Regions from separate parts of the Homo sapiens genome. Here region 1 is linked to region 2. The links are chromatin loops, found by intact Hi-C in ENCODE. Cell type or tissue: B cell. All regions are shown on one strand. Links, peaks and the distances in the headings refer to the core of each region. The heading gives the core; the rest is flanking DNA.

Evidence for each region. Peaks named below come from ENCODE experiments on the same cell type or tissue, not always from the same donor. Only the 100,000 strongest peaks of a DNase experiment are listed, where the experiment ranks them.
Region 1: a loop joins it to region 2, with 3 times the contacts of the local background. A loop is called at or near these places in 1 of 110 quality-filtered maps.

Annotation. Positions count from the first base shown.
Region 1 is chr5:89,266,129-89,271,520 of GRCh38, forward strand. The region is part of intron 7 of MEF2C-AS1 (MEF2C antisense RNA 1); the gene reads left to right. Among named protein-coding and RNA genes, the nearest start is that of LINC02161, 310 kb to the right of the region's middle. In B cell, for the core only: no CTCF peak of the experiment used is centred there; DNase peaks (open chromatin) are centred at 1,883 and 2,483; H3K4me3 peaks cover 2,366 bases; H3K27ac peaks cover 4,933 bases.
Region 2 is chr5:89,439,161-89,444,552 of GRCh38, forward strand. The region is part of intron 8 of MEF2C-AS1 (MEF2C antisense RNA 1); the gene reads left to right. Among named protein-coding and RNA genes, the nearest start is that of LINC02161, 140 kb to the right of the region's middle. In B cell, for the core only: no CTCF peak of the experiment used is centred there; DNase peaks (open chromatin) are centred at 1,741, 2,931, 4,708 and 5,211; H3K4me3 peaks cover 2,553 bases; H3K27ac peaks cover 5,000 bases.

The DNA.
Region 1 (5,392 bases), core at 172-5,171, 170 kb before region 2:
TAGATGGTAAGTGTTGCAGCTGGATTTTGAACCCATGTTTCCTGACTCCAAATTTAATACTTTTTGTTCTATCCTATAGTTGCTAACTGTTAGTACAACTTATTTGGCACTTTTTGTGTTTAAATTCCCATTAAATTATTTTATTATGGATTCCTCAATAACACTGACATGTTCTATAACAGGGATTTGCACATGGTGCACACAAAATGAGTACTTTTGATTAACTAATGGATTAGCCGGTTTTCTTCATTCTCCCTTCATGTGGTATAGCATTTAATAATATCACAAATGTTTACAGTCATTACAAGGACTTGTTAGATTTTGAGAACATAAGGTAGTTGTTATGAACTAAAAGTTTTGTCCCTCAGAATTCATGTGTTGAAGGCCTAACCCCCAGTGTGGCTGTATTTAAAAATGAGACCTCTAAGGATGTAAATTAAGGCTAAATGTGGTCATAAAGGTGGGCTCTGATTTGACAGGATTAGTGTCTTTATAAGAGGAACGATCAGAGAGTGGTATCTCCCCCCACTCTCCACCATACACGCATAGTAAAAAAAAAAAAAAGCCATATGATGACATATGAAGCCATGGAGACAAGAAAGACTTCTACAAGCCAGGAAGCGAATCATCTAGAACCTTGAACATAGCCGCCTAACCTCCAGAACTGTGAGAAAATAAATTTCTGTTGTTGAAGCCATCCAGGCTGTTGTATTTTGTTATGGCTCCCTTAGCAAACTAATAAAGTGATTAAAGCCACACTTCATTCAAGCAGCTTGTTTTCCTGTGGAGTGACCGGAGAATAGCCCTGGAGTTATAGGTGAGTTGAATGTATACTCTTGTGCTTTGTCCTTTTAGAATTAAATATCAGGGTTATCATTCCATTGGGGTGAAAATACCCTCAAAGTCAAAACAGCAAAGTTAATGTTGTTCAAAACACTCTATACTTTATAGAATTGCATATAGTAGTACCTGAGTCTGCATGGTCCTGGGGTAAAAGTGAGAATGATGGCAGAAAGCACTTCAAAGAGATGAATCTGTGTCTTGAATGAATAGTAGTTTTCCAGAAAAGTGGAAGGAAGTGCATATTCCTCAGAGAGAACAGTTATGTAACAGTTGTATAAGTGAACATGCTAGAACCCTAGATTCTGGAGACTTCAACTTGTTACGGCCAGAGCTCAGGATGTACATAGAGGAGCTGTAGAAGATAAGGTTGAAAAGACAAGAGCCAGTTTTCTAAAAATCACTGTGTGTTATGTTTAAAAGTCAGACTTTGTAACCTGGTGGAGGACTAGGGGAGGGATAGCATTAGGAGAAATACTTAAGGTAGATGACGGGTTGATGGGTGCAGCAAACCACCTTGGCACGTGTATACTTATGTAACAAGCCTGCACATTCTGCACATGTATTCCAGATCTTAAAGTATAATTTTAAAAAAAGAAAAGAAAAGAATTGTAATCTGAATAGTTATACAATCAAGTTTTCAGTTCAGAAGGTTACTCCCAATGCACCGTGGAGATTGTATTGAAACCTGGTCTTGGGGTTAGGGCTTGGGATGGAATTTCAGGGAATAATGCTGGATCATAAATTCTCTGTGGATGGTAACAGAACCTTTGTCTTTGACATTACCTTCTTAGCTAAAAACTCAGTTCAAATATTCAGCCACTTCAGAATTCAAGTAACACTTCCTTCTTTTAGCTATGACATTTAAATAGCTCTTATTTCTGGGATAAAAGTGACTTTTGTTCTTGTGGATGCCACACATCATGGATGATACCCATGCTGTGGATCTCATCAAAACTTGAGTGGCCCCAAATGAGTGAGCTGGTGGCCTGGTGAGAAATCCAGCATTCTCGACTTCTTCTTTTTAACACTCTTAAGTTTCATTTTTATGAGGTGCCACATTTTGCTATGCTTTTAGCTGGACCTGCTTGAAATTTCTTAATCTGATGTTTCAGGGAGCAGTAAAAATAATAAGTAAACATGTTCCCCGAGCAATTAATAATGCAAGCCCTGAGCCCAACAGGATTCATCAAATACATAAACTTATCCTCTCCTGGTCAAGATGCTTTAGACTGGAAGTAGTTGAAATATGGGAGGAAGCTCATGCTTTTGTGGTGTGAATTAGATTCTGTGTGTATCTGTGTGCGCTTAGTGCATTTTTAAACTATTGTAAAAACACTATTCTTAGACTCGCCTGAGAGTAACTCACTTGTGGAAAAGGTGGGCAATTCTGTTTTGTGATTACTATGCCTTCCCCCTAGGTCATCTGCTCATCTTTCTTCTTCAAACAAATTAAAATATTAGTCCACTAGAGAAGGACTGTTCTCACTTTTATATGTCACACAGAATGTTTAGAGCTGACTTTACCTGTTAGTGCCAACAGCAGTGATGATGTGGTTATCATGACACCTGCAAATGCCTCTCTTCCTGTGTACTTATTATCAATCTGGGAATGTCGTCACTCCAGTCACCCCAGAATGCTTCCTTATGACTGCATTCTTACTGGCTGTAAGTAACTTTTTTACTCAACAAGGAACGGGCCAGATGGCATGCAGATATATGCTTGAGACTGGGTGAGTCTCATTTGTTCTCTATTTCTTGTTACTTACTGTCACTCCTTGGCTAACCACACATAAGGAACTCACCCTGTGGGCTGCTTTTTGCTGTGCATATCTAACGCGATTATAGTAATGTGCTTTTTATTAATGTTTTTGTTATTATGGGTTTCTTTTTGTCGAAGTTGTTTCAATCTGCCTCATAACTTTGTAAGGTGAAATACAAATAAATTTGATGGTGCAAACAGGTCAGCCAGTATACTAACATATAAATACAATGAATGTTGTCCCCTTCTAATTAATAACCTTGAACTTATTCCAACAATGATGTTACAACTGGAAAATAATTTTATTTAGGAAATTCTCTTTGAAAAATGATTTTAGAGCCTTTTCCTACCAATCAAAGCAAATGATCATTCTCTGAGGGTTGGTTTGATCTTCTATTAAAAAATTCATTGAACAAATAATTATTAGGTGTATAATCAGTGGCAGGCAGTATACCAGGAGCAAGGAGTAAGACAGACATGGTTTCTGCCTTCAAAGACATTTAAGATAAAATCTGAGATGAATGTCTGAGCCCTGGATAATACCTTTATTGATAAAAACGAGATGTGACTATACAGTGACAATCTGAACTGCCTCAAATGACAATTTTAAAGAAGAGATTTAAAACATTTTGAGTAATGGCAGCATCTCAGGAGTAACTCACACAAACTACTCAGAAGACGAATAGTCATTTTTTAAATGCATACAGTATGGTGTATAGAGTTTATAAAACATTTTTATATACATTGTATTACTCTCTTGCCACAAGAATCATGGATTATCAACCAGGTTTGAGTACTAATTTTCTTCACGGTAAAGTGAATGATCTCTAGGAGACTTCAAAGCCTGAAATTCTGTGATATTTATGTTGCTAATTTTATGCATTTACACGATATTGTGAGTTCATTATTTTAGAATAGTTCCCTGTGTTCTATCTGACTGAGGACCATCCTAGCAGAGATGAGCGCCCAATAACTTCTCCTGGGGGTGGTGGGTGCTGGCAGGAGGCCTCGGGCATGGAAACTCGACAAGGAATGAACTAGACTCACTCTCAGTAACGGGGTCAGGAGCAAAGGGTAAATGAAGGTAAAGTTTGAGGTGAGCGAGCTCCCCGGGGTGTGAGGGAGGTTCTAAAATATCAAGTTCAAAGGATCAGGCAGAGCAAGAATTAGACTCAAAGAAAAATGCTGGCTAGACAGATTAAAGAGGTTGAGGAGGCAGAACCTAGAAAGGCTACCCTGAAGAAACAATATTTCTTTGTATGGGATGATAGAGGTAAAGCCCAAGAACCATTAGAGTGAAAAACCGAAAGAAGAAAATCATTTTAAAAAAGATAGCTTTCCCTGCCTTAATCCCATCAGTGGTTAAACAATGAAAATAAAGAGAAAATGCAGCCCTACTCTAAAACTTCACCTCCTCCGCTTTCCCAACCAACAGCCCACTCTTTGAGAAAACAGAGTGTTCATCAAATAGAAAAACATCTTGATGATTGCCAGATAGAAAAACAAATATTTAGGGATTGAATTTGAGATTTTTCTTTATATTTCACTCAACATCTTGAGACCTTCTTTGTCCATATCAAAAGTAAGTTTCTAAGTCCAATTATTAAGTAGATCTAAAAATCTCTCTTCTGTTGAGATGTATACAGTTAGTAAAGATTCCCAGGAAGTTTGTACTGAGACTTTGGCGCGCACGCCAGCATGCGCGCGCGCGCACACACACACACACACACACACACACACACACACGAGGGTATAAGGGTGCAGGAGTAAATGGTGAGCCCTTCTAGGAGATTAGTGTGTGGCTGGGACCCTTTTTAACATCTTTTACTTTGGGCCCATTCTTTCAACTCATTTTTACCACCATGTATCAAGTTTGTGCCTGAGTCACTCCAAGCTTGCCCATCTGTGGGGGCAGCAGATTGTTCCAGGTGAGTTGAAGATACAAGGAATAAGTGTATGCATAAATAATGTGCAAAGGAAGCTGCTAAAACCCTGTTTCTAGAATTTTCTACTTCTATTTTTGTGTCTTTTTTGCCCCTACACACAATTAGTAGTGGTGTTTCGAACTCATCCAAAATTTGATTTTGCATGTTTTCTTGTTTACTTTTTAGTCCTTTACTGAAAGGTTTCTAAGTAGCTAGGTGTTTTTTCTAGTCTGCCATATTCCAGAGTTTTCACACCAGTAAGTCTGCTTACAGACCTTTTTGCTGTGCTGTTGTTGTTGTTTTCTTTTCCCCAACAAATTTATGACATTAGGTCACACTTTATTCGAGAAGCTTTATTTTCCATCTGCTCTCCGTTTTTGCTCTATTATTAGGCTATGCTTCTGGTATTCTGATCCCCCTTCATTTTCAGAACTCTTGTTGACGTCAGTGGGGAACCTAGGCAGAGGAGAGTGTAATGCTGAGCTTGGCTTCACAGTCCATTTTGGGAAAAGCGTCTGACCTCCTTGAGATGGAACTTCCGTTGGGTGGACCCCTGCTCATTTTCTACAGACAGTGGAGCCTATGCATAGTATTTAATGCAACCACCAGTACAGGATGATATACTTGCTCTACCACCCAAATATATTGACTTTCTGTTAAAAGGCTTTTAACATAAATTTTAAGAGATTAACAAAATACATCATAGGCTATTGCTGAGAATGCAGGGTTTTTAACTACGTTTCTCCTACATTGATTTTAGTTCATATATTTTAACCACCGCCTTATTTTACTGTACCTTTTAATTTGTTATTCATTTGTTTGAAACCAGAACTCTGCCAAGGCACTCTGGACCCACAGGAACTGA
Region 2 (5,392 bases), core at 260-5,259:
GGTGTTATCTCAGTATAACCTAGTCTATCCTGATTACACTGAGTGCATAATTTTTAGAAATCCAAAGAATGCCTTTCCTTAACTTTTCACAGAATCAGATGCTACAAAGAAGATAATGCTTCAAATCTCTTCACCAGAAAGAGATAGACTTTTTTTCTGGACTGGCTAGAGAGAAAGTATAGAATCATGAATTTATGGTTAAACTATGTTCTTCAGACAGAAACTCACATTTCCACTTTGACTAATTCAGATGAACTGTTTTACTGCCTGAGCTACTCAGAAAAATTGCTTTAATTTATTGTCTTGTAAAACAAACCAAAGTTTTATAAAATAATATTCAGACCCTTTTCATTTTCTTTTGTGTGTGTGTGTGTGTGTGTGTGTGTGTGTGTACCTTCACATCCCCTCTCTTTTCCCTACAGTCACTTTCTCTCCACTTTACTTATGTGGTATTCTCCTATCTGACAACAAGAGAAAGTGATTATTACTACTTTATATAACAGATTCTGGCAAAGTAATTGTGCTTCTGTTTCCACGGTAATTTAGGCTGTTTCTGCTGTAAATGGAAAGCAAAGTTACATGTCAGCCTTATGGAATCTTTGCTAGTGATATCAGTTCCTTTAGGTATTTCTAGACTCCAAAAACCACATGGACCATTTGTAATATAGGTGAAATAGAGAACATGTAACTTTAAAGCAGTCCTACTGTGTTTCTCTGCCTTTTTTTCTGAGATCAACCCAGAACAATTCAAGTGGTGTTTCTGTGAGCATAGTTAAATGCATAGAAAATACGGTATATGTGTATGCATGCATGCATGATCATATGTTTAAGGTAGAAAAATACACTTTAATCACCTAGATATGATCATTTATCCATTTTTAAATTATGATGAATAATGTAATTATATTTGTTCATACATTCTTCAGAATTAACCACAACAAAAGTCATACACAGACGTATTTGGTAGAAGACCATGAGGACTTCCAGAAAAATCCAAGAGGCAAAGTGTATTCTTTATGTTACTAATCAGAAGTAAATTCTTTGTCTCAAGCCACAGAGTTTTTTTTTTTTTAACTTTATGAAGCATTATGGTATGGTGTAATTTTTTCAAAAAGATTTCTTTATTTGCAGAATATCATATTTTTCTGTAAAATAATGGTTTTATACAAGATTTAATATTTGCATTTGCTTCTATATCATATATATCAATATAGAGTGTTTCCAAAGATATTCATAAGGAAACAAACATGTATTATTCCACAGGATTAAAATGAATGGCTAGAAATAAGCTAATATCTCCTAAAATTAAACATGTATATTAATTTGAAAAGTATTTTACTTGGATAATTTATTATCTATTTATTACAACAATTAACATAAATTTCTCAATTTAAAATAATTTAAATTCATTTTTCACTATCAAATATTGACAGAAAAATTCAGTAATGATTTTTTTTAAAAATTCCCCTATTGCCCAAACCTGTATATTTTTAAAATTTATTTGACCATAACAATATCATAAATTTAAGTATTATTTGAATGGACCACATTCCATATTCACATTTTATTCTCTGTGAATCCGTGGCTTATAATGGTATGTATATATGAATTAAGGAGAATTTGTTAATAAAACAATAATTTTGATACCATTGTAGACCTCATGATAGTTATGGTTCTCAACAGGGGATTTTTAAAAGAAAACTCCCCTACCAGAGTTACCCACATGCCCACCTGCATCTTTTACACATGAAAATCCACTTCATTGTTCAGAGCCTTTATTAAGAAGACTGTTGACTTCAATGCTAAAAATATCCTAAAGGATTTCTGATTGTTCCAGGAAATTCCTGAGGAATCATTTTTCTGGTGATTAAACTGGTCATGTGTCTCTAGTAGTCCAGGTCGAGGTAGGCATAGGTTGGGAGTGTTACATTTTCTGAGCACCCATTATAAGTTCAAACCCCTTTTGGCCCTTTACATATCATATTTAGTATTCATAATCAGTCCATGATGAAGCAATTATCCCCTGATTCCAGAGGAGGGGCTGAAGCTCAGGGAGGCGGGTAATGTGACAATGTCCACATACCTGGTAAGAAATAGAGTAAGAATTTATAATTTAAGTCTGTTTAGCTTTGATATCGATATTATTCCATTATCTCATGTTGTTTCCCAGAGGGTACAATTGCTGCTTCACTAATTTAATATTTATTTTCAAAATAATTGTCTACAGGTAGTTGACCAATTATTTTCCTCCTGCGAAATTAAAATATACAGGAGATGTATGGTTCAAATTATCTATCCATTTAAATTCATCAAGAATTTGACACAATAAACTAAAAAGTGCCGAGGAGAACTTTATTAAGGGAGCAAAAATATATAAGAAATGGCTCTACATTTTGGACAGCTGCATTTGACTTATATACTATTTAAGGAGGTTTGAACTGATTCTCAGAACTAAATGTGTATATTCCCTGGTCTTTTTTTCCACACCCTTTTCTTTTCTTACTTTTTAAAGTGGCTTGATGTATTAGAGATGAAGCAGGTCCTTGACTCCTACCCATTTATCCAATATTTGGAAAAATCTGAGTTAGAACTATAATTTATTCTCTCTCTGTCAGCCAAAATGAGACCATAAATATAAGGGCATTTTATCTACTGTCTATAGAGTCTGCTGCTTTGATCCTGCCTCCTTCTCCAATCAAATTCCGGAAATATTTCTAATTGTAGCCTTATGATTCTCAGAGGGTGCTGTGCTTTTTATTTTCAAACTTATATAAAATCTTTTGGTATTTTTCCTCTCATGTTTATAATTTTGACTTTGATTTTTGCATTCACATTTTCTGAATTTTACAGTAAGACCTTTTTACCATACCTTGTTCCTCTTTTAAGGTTTGTTGCAAAATTCTAATTAACAGATTGAACAACAAAAGAACCCACTGAACACCCACTAGATTTTTTTTGAAGGAGGGGAAACATTCTATAAAAAACACTGAACACTTTAAGACACACACTGATGAACACCTACTTCTTAATGAAATTCATCACCACCTAAATTCAGTTCCTTCTTTCCCACATCATTGCTTCAAACCCCTACACACAAACACCCTTGTAAGACCAGTTTTAATAAGCATATACACCATAATATATATTTTCAAAAAAGCATTTGTAAAACTGTAAATCTTGATTTGTATTTCACATAGATAATAATTTCTTCAATGTTTGACTTCCATTCTGTTGTGTCAACGAGATGATTTACTCTGTTTGTGCCATCATAATTCAAAGATCATTTTTAAAATTATTATTTTTTCTTAAAATTGAAAAGATATAATTTACCAAATTTTTTTGTTGTAGATGTTTTTAAGAAACAGATTTTTAAAAGCAAATTAGTAATGAAGAGAGGGAAGCTGAAAGCATACTAAAGAAAGATTTATGATGGTCAATAGAGAAGAGCAATGTTGAGTAGAGATTTTTTGTTTCACATAAAATATATGAAAGGTAGTGTGCAGCCATTTTGTAGCTTAAGTCCTAGAAGACATCATTTTGGGTTATACTTAGTATAGGTGTAAGCATATATAGTATAGGTGAAAGAATGAAGAAACACTTGCTTATACATACTTTCTTAAGTTTCAAGGGGAAAAAAAAGCCTAACAATTTTACATATGCAAGGTTTAGTCCATAAAGAGAATAGGAATATCTTATCTTTTATTCAGCTAACAGGTTTTAGCAGTTTTCTGAATACTTATGAGTAGCTCAGAAATTCATATAAGTTCATGTAATTCACACAGCATCTGTTGTGAAAAAAATAAAGTGATAATTTACATCCAATTAAAATATTTTTCATTAGATAAAATGCTTTAATAAACCAACAAATTTATGTAAGAAAACATTATTCATTGAGAATAAAACAAATCTTTCTACAGAGTATGCAAAAAGTCCAAGATTGGTCAGCTAGAAAAGGTGTGAGTCAGTCATTTATGTAAAATTTTAATACGTTGAGTACTTTTTTAAAAAAACTGTGTGTCCTTATTGTCTTCCAATTTGTATAAGTTATTTAAAAGCATATTTGCTCATTGGATGCATTCTTATTAAACTGCTAAAACAGTATATCTATCAAACCCCTTGTATCTACTATAGAAGTAGAAATTTCAGGAATGCTTCTTACACACAATCACCTTTCTGTCTTTTAAAAGCTTGCCAATTGTGCTACATAGGAATATATGCAAGCATAGTTTAAAAACAAGTTAAAAGTTTTTTTTTTCATTTCTTTTTCTGATATAAGGATTCTTTACCTTTAAAAATAGGCTTATATTCAATTTGGCAGGAAATTATGCAAATACATTCTGTAAGGGCAGATTCCAATGGTACAACATGAAATAAACTTAAGAAAAAGGGGGAGTCAAGCAAAGAGAAAGTTGGTGGGTCTTGCTATTTTTTTATACTTTAAATATTTTTAGGCCTCTTCACCACTGCTGTTGGGTCATTTCTCTTAGCTATACTAAAGAGCCTTTGTCAGTCTGGAGGAGGCAGCCATGTGTCCATGAATGCTTATTTAGTACGGTGAGGACAGATGGCCTGGAATTGCTGAAGAAGACCTTAAGATATATTTAAAAGAGGAAAGGGAAAGAAACAATAAGGGAGGAAATAAATTAGAGAAGAGGCAAATGTGTGGCAAAGAAAAGTACACACACACATAAACACACACACATGCAAGCCACATGCACACAAATGCAGACAGACTATAAAGTGGTAAGTAGGACCTGTTTTTTTATAGATTTGTCTTTTCTGTAGAAATTTTGGTTTATATTATTGTTGATTTGTTGTCTTTTTAGCAGAAATCTGACAATAACCATCACCACCGTTCTGAGCTTAATCTGTTCATTGATGTGTAGTATACCTTTTATTTTATAGTATCCAAACTTGAAATGTGGATTTTGAATTGTAAAAGCTTGGGGGTTTTACTTAAATAAATATGAGTTAAATTGAAATCCCTGACAGCCTAAGAGTCAATGCTTTAACATAATTTATGTTAGAGTATATCATAATTAATCTTGCTTAGCATTTCCACCCCCACCCTCCCCCCGCCGTTTCCTGTTATTTTAAGAAAATATACACACTATTGCCCAATCAAAACCTCATACAGGAATATGTTATGTACATTGAGAAGGGAAGAGGAAGCGAGGGTGGGGAATGGATGGGCATGGGGACATGTGTTTTCAAATATAAAGATGTGAGATGTTGTGAGATGACAAAAGTAACATTAGTGGATTTTTATTATGTATTTTTTCTTTTCAAGTTATCATATTAACATCTTCCTGTTTTCTTCAGATTTATTCCATTTCAACCATGGTATGACTCTGGCAGGTAACAGAGGACTATTGCTTCAATTGGCAGGTTT